Linked DNA regions of Homo sapiens: region 2 is linked to region 1. A link is a contact called in ENCODE Hi-C data. All regions are on one chromosome and are shown on one strand. Each heading gives the region's core, a stretch centred on a gene start or an enhancer-like site at or near the end of the contact. The rest is flanking DNA. Distances are from core to core; before and after follow the strand shown. Region 1 has its middle 62 kb from the start of MIR4786. Region 2 overlaps HDAC4 (histone deacetylase 4).

Region 1 (2,779 bases), core at 188-2,687:
CATTGCTCAATTAAACTCTTTTAAATTTAATTTGGCTGAAGTTTTTCTTTTATTACAGGCCACAGCGCAGCTTCCTCCAGGCTGCAGGAGCACAGGTCTCTGACCCTGAGTCCCTCCTTTCCCCTGTCTCTCACCCCTCAAATCAGATGTGAAGGGCTCAGGCGATTTCAATCAGCACCCAAATAGTTGCCCTCTTGGTGAACTCGAAGCCAGCTGATTAGTGACTTTAATTACATTTGTGAAAAATCTTCACTGCCATGTCATGTATCACACAGGGTCTGCCACATCCCAGGGGAGGAAATAATCCAAGGCAGGTACAACAGGGGGTGGAAATCCTTGGGCCACTTTAGAATTCTGCGTACCATAAATGTGTAAAAAGATGAAACTTTCTACAAGAGAAAGGAAGGTCACTCTGAGCTGCATTTTTGTTCAGGAACAGAGAACTCATTGAAACCCACAGGCAGAGCTTGTGCAAAGGGAGAGAGCAGAGAGAACGGCCAATCAGTGGAAAGTTACTCTTCCTGCTTGGAGGAGATATTTTCCTCTATTTTAAAGGCAGCTGTGATGTGATAAACACAAGAGAAGAGCAGCCCCACCCCCCCACCCCATGCACTGATTTCCAGGAGTGGGGCCATGAGCTGGGGGCCCCTGCTGCTCCTGCACCCCTCACCTGTGGTCCCCTGGGGGTTAGGTGACCTGCTGGGTCAGACACCAGCTCTCAGGGAGCCGCAACTCCTGGCATAGGTGCAATGTCTTGGAGTGACAGCAGATTTTTTCAGGCCTAGCTCTGAACTCTCCAAACACAAATCCTCCTAGAAGTCAGCACCCCTCAGTGCCTCACCCTGGAGCTTTGCCACATCACCATTTATTAAGAGAGGGATGCATCTGCCCTGCACACCCTGATGGGACAATTTCCACCCCACCAGCAAGGGGACATCAGTGTGTCCCCCCAGGGCCCTACTGGAGCACCCACCAAGAGGCCCCAAGTGCCCCTGGGGAGAGGGACCTTCAGGAACTCGTCACCTCTCACTGTGCCCCTCTGCTACTCACCGGTCACTCCCCAGAGCCCATCACAGTGACCCAGCACTCCTGAAATGTGAGTTCAATGCTTCAAACTTTCTGCAATACTGACTCTTCAGGCGGATGGTTCATGGTCCCTGAATTCATGATCAGTTATTAAAAATAATAAAATACTTCATCTGTAGGGTGCTTGTGGCTCCCAAAGTGTTTCCTAAGGGTGTACTACCCGAAATCAAAACAAGAAGGGCCCAAATCGTGGGCTCTAATGCTTCCCCAGTGCCCACCCCCCAGCATTCCAACCAGACACAGAAGCCACCAGAAGCATGATCTTAACAAGCAGCATGCCAGCAGGGTTCCCCTAGCTCACAGAGCCCTGCAACCCCAGAACCTGCTTGGAGACCCAGAGGGCAGCCCAGACGCCACCTCCAGCTTTCCCACCTCCATCTGGGCCGCCCTCCCAGCAATCTCGAGTCCTGGGGATCAGGGACCATCTTATTCCTCTTTGCAGGCCCAGGACCTGCCTGTGCCCAGCACAGTACATCTTTGTGGGATAAATGACAGGAGTAATGCATTCACTCTCAAAGCCTGAAGATTATCGAAACAGCCAGGGTCGGGAAGAGAAAAAGGTGAGCACGCAACGCATGGAGGGAGGGAAGCCAGGGCTGAGGGACACCTGGCGTGGACCCTGGGGAACCCGGCCTCCCTCCTGCCCACTGCCCTGCCCCACCAGGGCCTTGCACTTGAGGGTCCGGGGTCTCTCAAGCCCTGTGACCCTGTGCGGGAGCACTCTGTTCCTGTCTTCAATCTTTTTGTGTTTTTAATGCATATCTCTCTCATTCAGTCTCTTGTTTTCTTTTCCCCTAAACCCAGTGGTACAAAAACCAAGGGGGGTGAGATTGTATCTCTGTTTGTTTTGATGGATTGAACATTTTCTTTCCTTGTTCTACATTTTTCAGATTTCTGGGGATTGTTTTCCACCTCTTGATGTTATCTGGGCTCTGGCCAACAGCAACACACACTCTGCCGGTGCCTGAGGGCGGAGTGCGGAAGCAGGGGGCTCAACTTTTGGCTAAATTTAGCTTCTCTTGGGCAGATTTATCTCCATTAATCATAACCAAGCGGAGTTGCTGGAAACTGTGCTTCCCTCGATCCAGCCGCCTGCGTGAATAAGTACTTCCATCCCAGAGAGGATTTCCTGGAGCGAATGCCAATAGTCTCCCTAAACAGCCAGGCAAGCCACAGCAAACAAACAAAAACAACCAAAAACAAAAGGAGCAGCAGCAGCTGGCACAGAGGCGGGTGCTCAGCCTTGTTTTATCCGCAGGTCCCGCACCAAGCAAGTGGAGAAACACACGAGGCTCCCTCAGGCTGGATCCCTGTGTCCCAAGACAGCCAGAGAAGGGGACGGGGACACTGCCCAGCTGTGGGCACCTGCACTTGGAGGTCACCCCACCACCGCCTGGGAAAGCCTCGAAGCCTCATAGCACAGGGGTGGCCAGAGTACTCCCTGAACTGCGAGTCTGGTTAGTTCTTGGTGGTGGGCACAGGTGAGTGACATCTACCTTCCGCACTTGTCTCTGTGTGTGAGATACTTGGTTATTGGAAAAAAATGAAATCTGTGAGTCTTTGGATCCCTGTTTGGCCCAGGAACAGGCCACCCTCTTCTTTACTGAGTCAATGCTAAAGTCACTGTTGACCCAAAGCATAGGGATGAGCGGGAGACGTTTCAGACTCCAACAGGTGCTCCATCTGGTGGCGA
Region 2 (2,779 bases), core at 75-2,574, 590 kb before region 1:
ATCTTCTCTTTAATGTCAAGGACGACAGAAGGAAGTCCAGTATTTCTGCTCTTACTCAAAACTGAACTGGAATTCCCAGCTAGCACAGTAAGACAAGGAAAATAAACACAGGAATTGGAGAGGAAGACACTAAACTAGCATCGTTACTTTAACAGTCTTTGTCTTAGAAACCCTGAAGAATTTACAGAAAAAAATTTTTAGAAATTATAAGATTTTAATAAGATGATTGGATATAAAAATAAAATATAAAAATCAACTGCAATTCCAAAAACTAGCAAGGGAAAACTTAATTAAAAAAAAAACGTATTGTCTGCAACAGAAAAACAAAACAACTACAATCTACCAAAGAATAAAGAATAAATCTAACTTGACACGTACAAGACCTTTATAGAGAAAATTATAAAAATCTATTGAAAAAAGACAGTAAAGAAGACCTGATGGAGGGAAAGAGAAGCCACACACACAAATATACTGTCAGGATGCCAACCCTGCCTTCAAATTCATCCATAGAGTCAATGCAATTCCAATCAAGTTTCAGGCTAGGCTTTTTAAAGGAACTTGTCTCTAGACAAGTCACAGCTTAGGAGGAGCTGGGACAATTGCAGGGAGGGGGCTGAGACAGGGGAGTGCGGCTGCAGCGCCTGTCAAGGAGACAGTGCCCTGCTGGCCCCAGGACAGGCTCTGGAGCAGCTGAGCACAGGGAGGGTCCAAAACAGATTGAACTTGGAGGATGAGCTGGCCGCACAGCTATCCCAGAGAAAGGGTGTAAAGTGTCAAACATTATGGTTCTCAAAATGAGAAAAGAAAATGAAACTGATCCCCACCCTGCACCCCACACAAAAACCAAAGGCTTAAGTATGAAAGACAAAACGTCAAAGGCCTTAAGAGAAAATATACAAGGTTATCTTTATGGCCTTGAGGTAGGGAAGGTTTTTTGGTGGTTGTTTTGTTTTTAAATGAAATACGAAAAAGCACTAACCACAAAAGAAAAGGTCTGTGTTTTGTCTTAGTCGAGGTGTCATTTAAGAACTGTTTTTGCATATAACTTTTCTTATGTTACAATATGTGTGTGTGTTTCCAGATCAAGGAAGTCGAGTAAAACACTTCTAAGTAACATTTTTTCCTTCTTCACTCACTAAACCTTTACTGAACTCCAACTAAGTGCCCAGCACCAGGCCAATAAAGAATAAAAAGACAGGAGGAGCAGAGGTCTTTTCTTCTGGAAATCCAGGCTGGGGAGAGAGCACACATCACAGGGCAGGAGCAGCAGCCCCTCAGCCACTGTGTTGGGCACGCAGGGCCCCTCCCAGCCACCTGGCTCATCTGATGTGGGAGCCCACGGAGAGCAGAGAGCACCCCCCAAAGTCCCCGCCTGATGGGGCACCAGAGCTCTGCCCGCTGCCTGATCCTGCCCAAACTCTGAGAATGCCCCTGGTTATAACCCTCCGTTTCCCTACTGTACACACTGGTGCACAAATCTGCATAAACCCTCACTTCATAATCATCCTTCAAATTACACCTAACCTTATCCTCTTGATGGTTCACCACTTCCTAAATTTTAAAACAGCATCGTGATCTTTACTCACCATTTTTGAGTTAAGGAAAACAAATGAGAGAATAAAATTAACAAAGTTCTATCAACTACAGAAAAGATCTTATTTTCTAATCCAATTACGGCAAATAAAAAAGGCATCAAGAGTTAATATAAATGTACACTCCATTGAAATGGCTTAATCAAAAGACACAACATTAACCAGGAAAAATTCACTCAAGTCTTGTCATTCAAACTTAAAATATATCAACATTTTTACTAAATTTATTTTTTTTCAAATGTGCACTAACATTTTCCATGTTATCAGACTTTACTCTTACCTAGTTCCCTGTCAGCTGAGCTAATTCCTTAACTATAAAGAAACAGAGCACCCTAAGGCCAGGCTGTGGGGACACCCAGAACCAACGGCACGTGACATGAAGCACCAGCGACATGGGGACACCAGCACCAATGGCGTGAGGATGTCCAGCACCAATGAGTGGCCCATTTTATGTGGCTGAAGGACACCTTCTGTGTGGACTAGGGAGAATATGGTAAAACTGGAGACCCTAGGAGTCTTCCATATCACCCCAAGAGAGTTTTGGAGAGAAAGGGGATTTAGAGTGTCAATCTTTAGAAAAATCAAACAGGCAGGGCAAGCTCCTGAAATGGGAGTAGGCACACACACACACACACACAGGCACGTGCGCACAAGCAGTCACGTACACACATGTACGCACACACAACCACACATGCGCGCACGCATGCATTCAGTTCGCACGCGCATGCACACACACGCACGCACACACTCACATACGCACTCACGTACGCACACACGCGCACGCACTCACACACACACCACACACGCTCCCGTGTTTAGTGTGTTTCTAGGGCACTATGGGGAGGGCCGGGGTTCTATACAGGGCCTGGCCCACCTGAAAGTCCATGTGAAAGGCAGCCTCCAGGGCTCCTATCAAGTGGGTGGCTTCGCTCATTCACTCAGGAATTTTTCGTGGCACAGTAAGGCAAGGGGTGGGGATTTTTCTTTAAAAGCTTTATCCAATCATGACTAATGGAATAAGTGAGCCAGGCCTCAAGAAAACCGAGGACAAAAGGAAAGAGCCGTTCAGAAGGCAGCGCCTGCCTCCACCTGCTGGTGCGTGCCCGGGACAGGGAGGACGGCAGGTTTTACCAAGCACTTTCAAACAGAAATCCAAGTTCCCAACAAAGAAAACCCCAAATACAATA

The links. A loop is a pair of places that touch in the nucleus more often than their neighbours do. Pooled maps may share reads with other maps.
Region 2: a loop to region 1 is called in a pooled map, with 3 times the contacts of the local background. The contact joins two enhancer-like sites. A Hi-C loop is called at or near these places in 2 of 168 maps with a recorded cell type or tissue (CD4-positive, alpha-beta memory T cell and ascending aorta) and 4 of 50 pooled maps.

Annotation. Positions count from the first base shown.
Region 1 is chr2:239,879,679-239,882,457 of GRCh38, forward strand. No RefSeq gene overlaps it. Among named protein-coding and RNA genes, the nearest start is that of MIR4786, 62 kb to the right of the region's middle. Within about 2 kb of position 1,438, at least 8 of the 41 ENCODE cell types and tissues checked have a DNase peak (open chromatin) inside an H3K27ac peak, as active enhancers do; they include ascending aorta, where a contact is called at or near this core.
Region 2 is chr2:239,288,372-239,291,150 of GRCh38, forward strand. All of the region lies in intron 2 of HDAC4 (histone deacetylase 4), which reads right to left. Among named protein-coding and RNA genes, the nearest start is that of MIR4269, 16 kb to the right of the region's middle. Within about 2 kb of position 1,325, at least 10 of the 41 ENCODE cell types and tissues checked have a DNase peak (open chromatin) inside an H3K27ac peak, as active enhancers do; they include ascending aorta, where a contact is called at or near this core.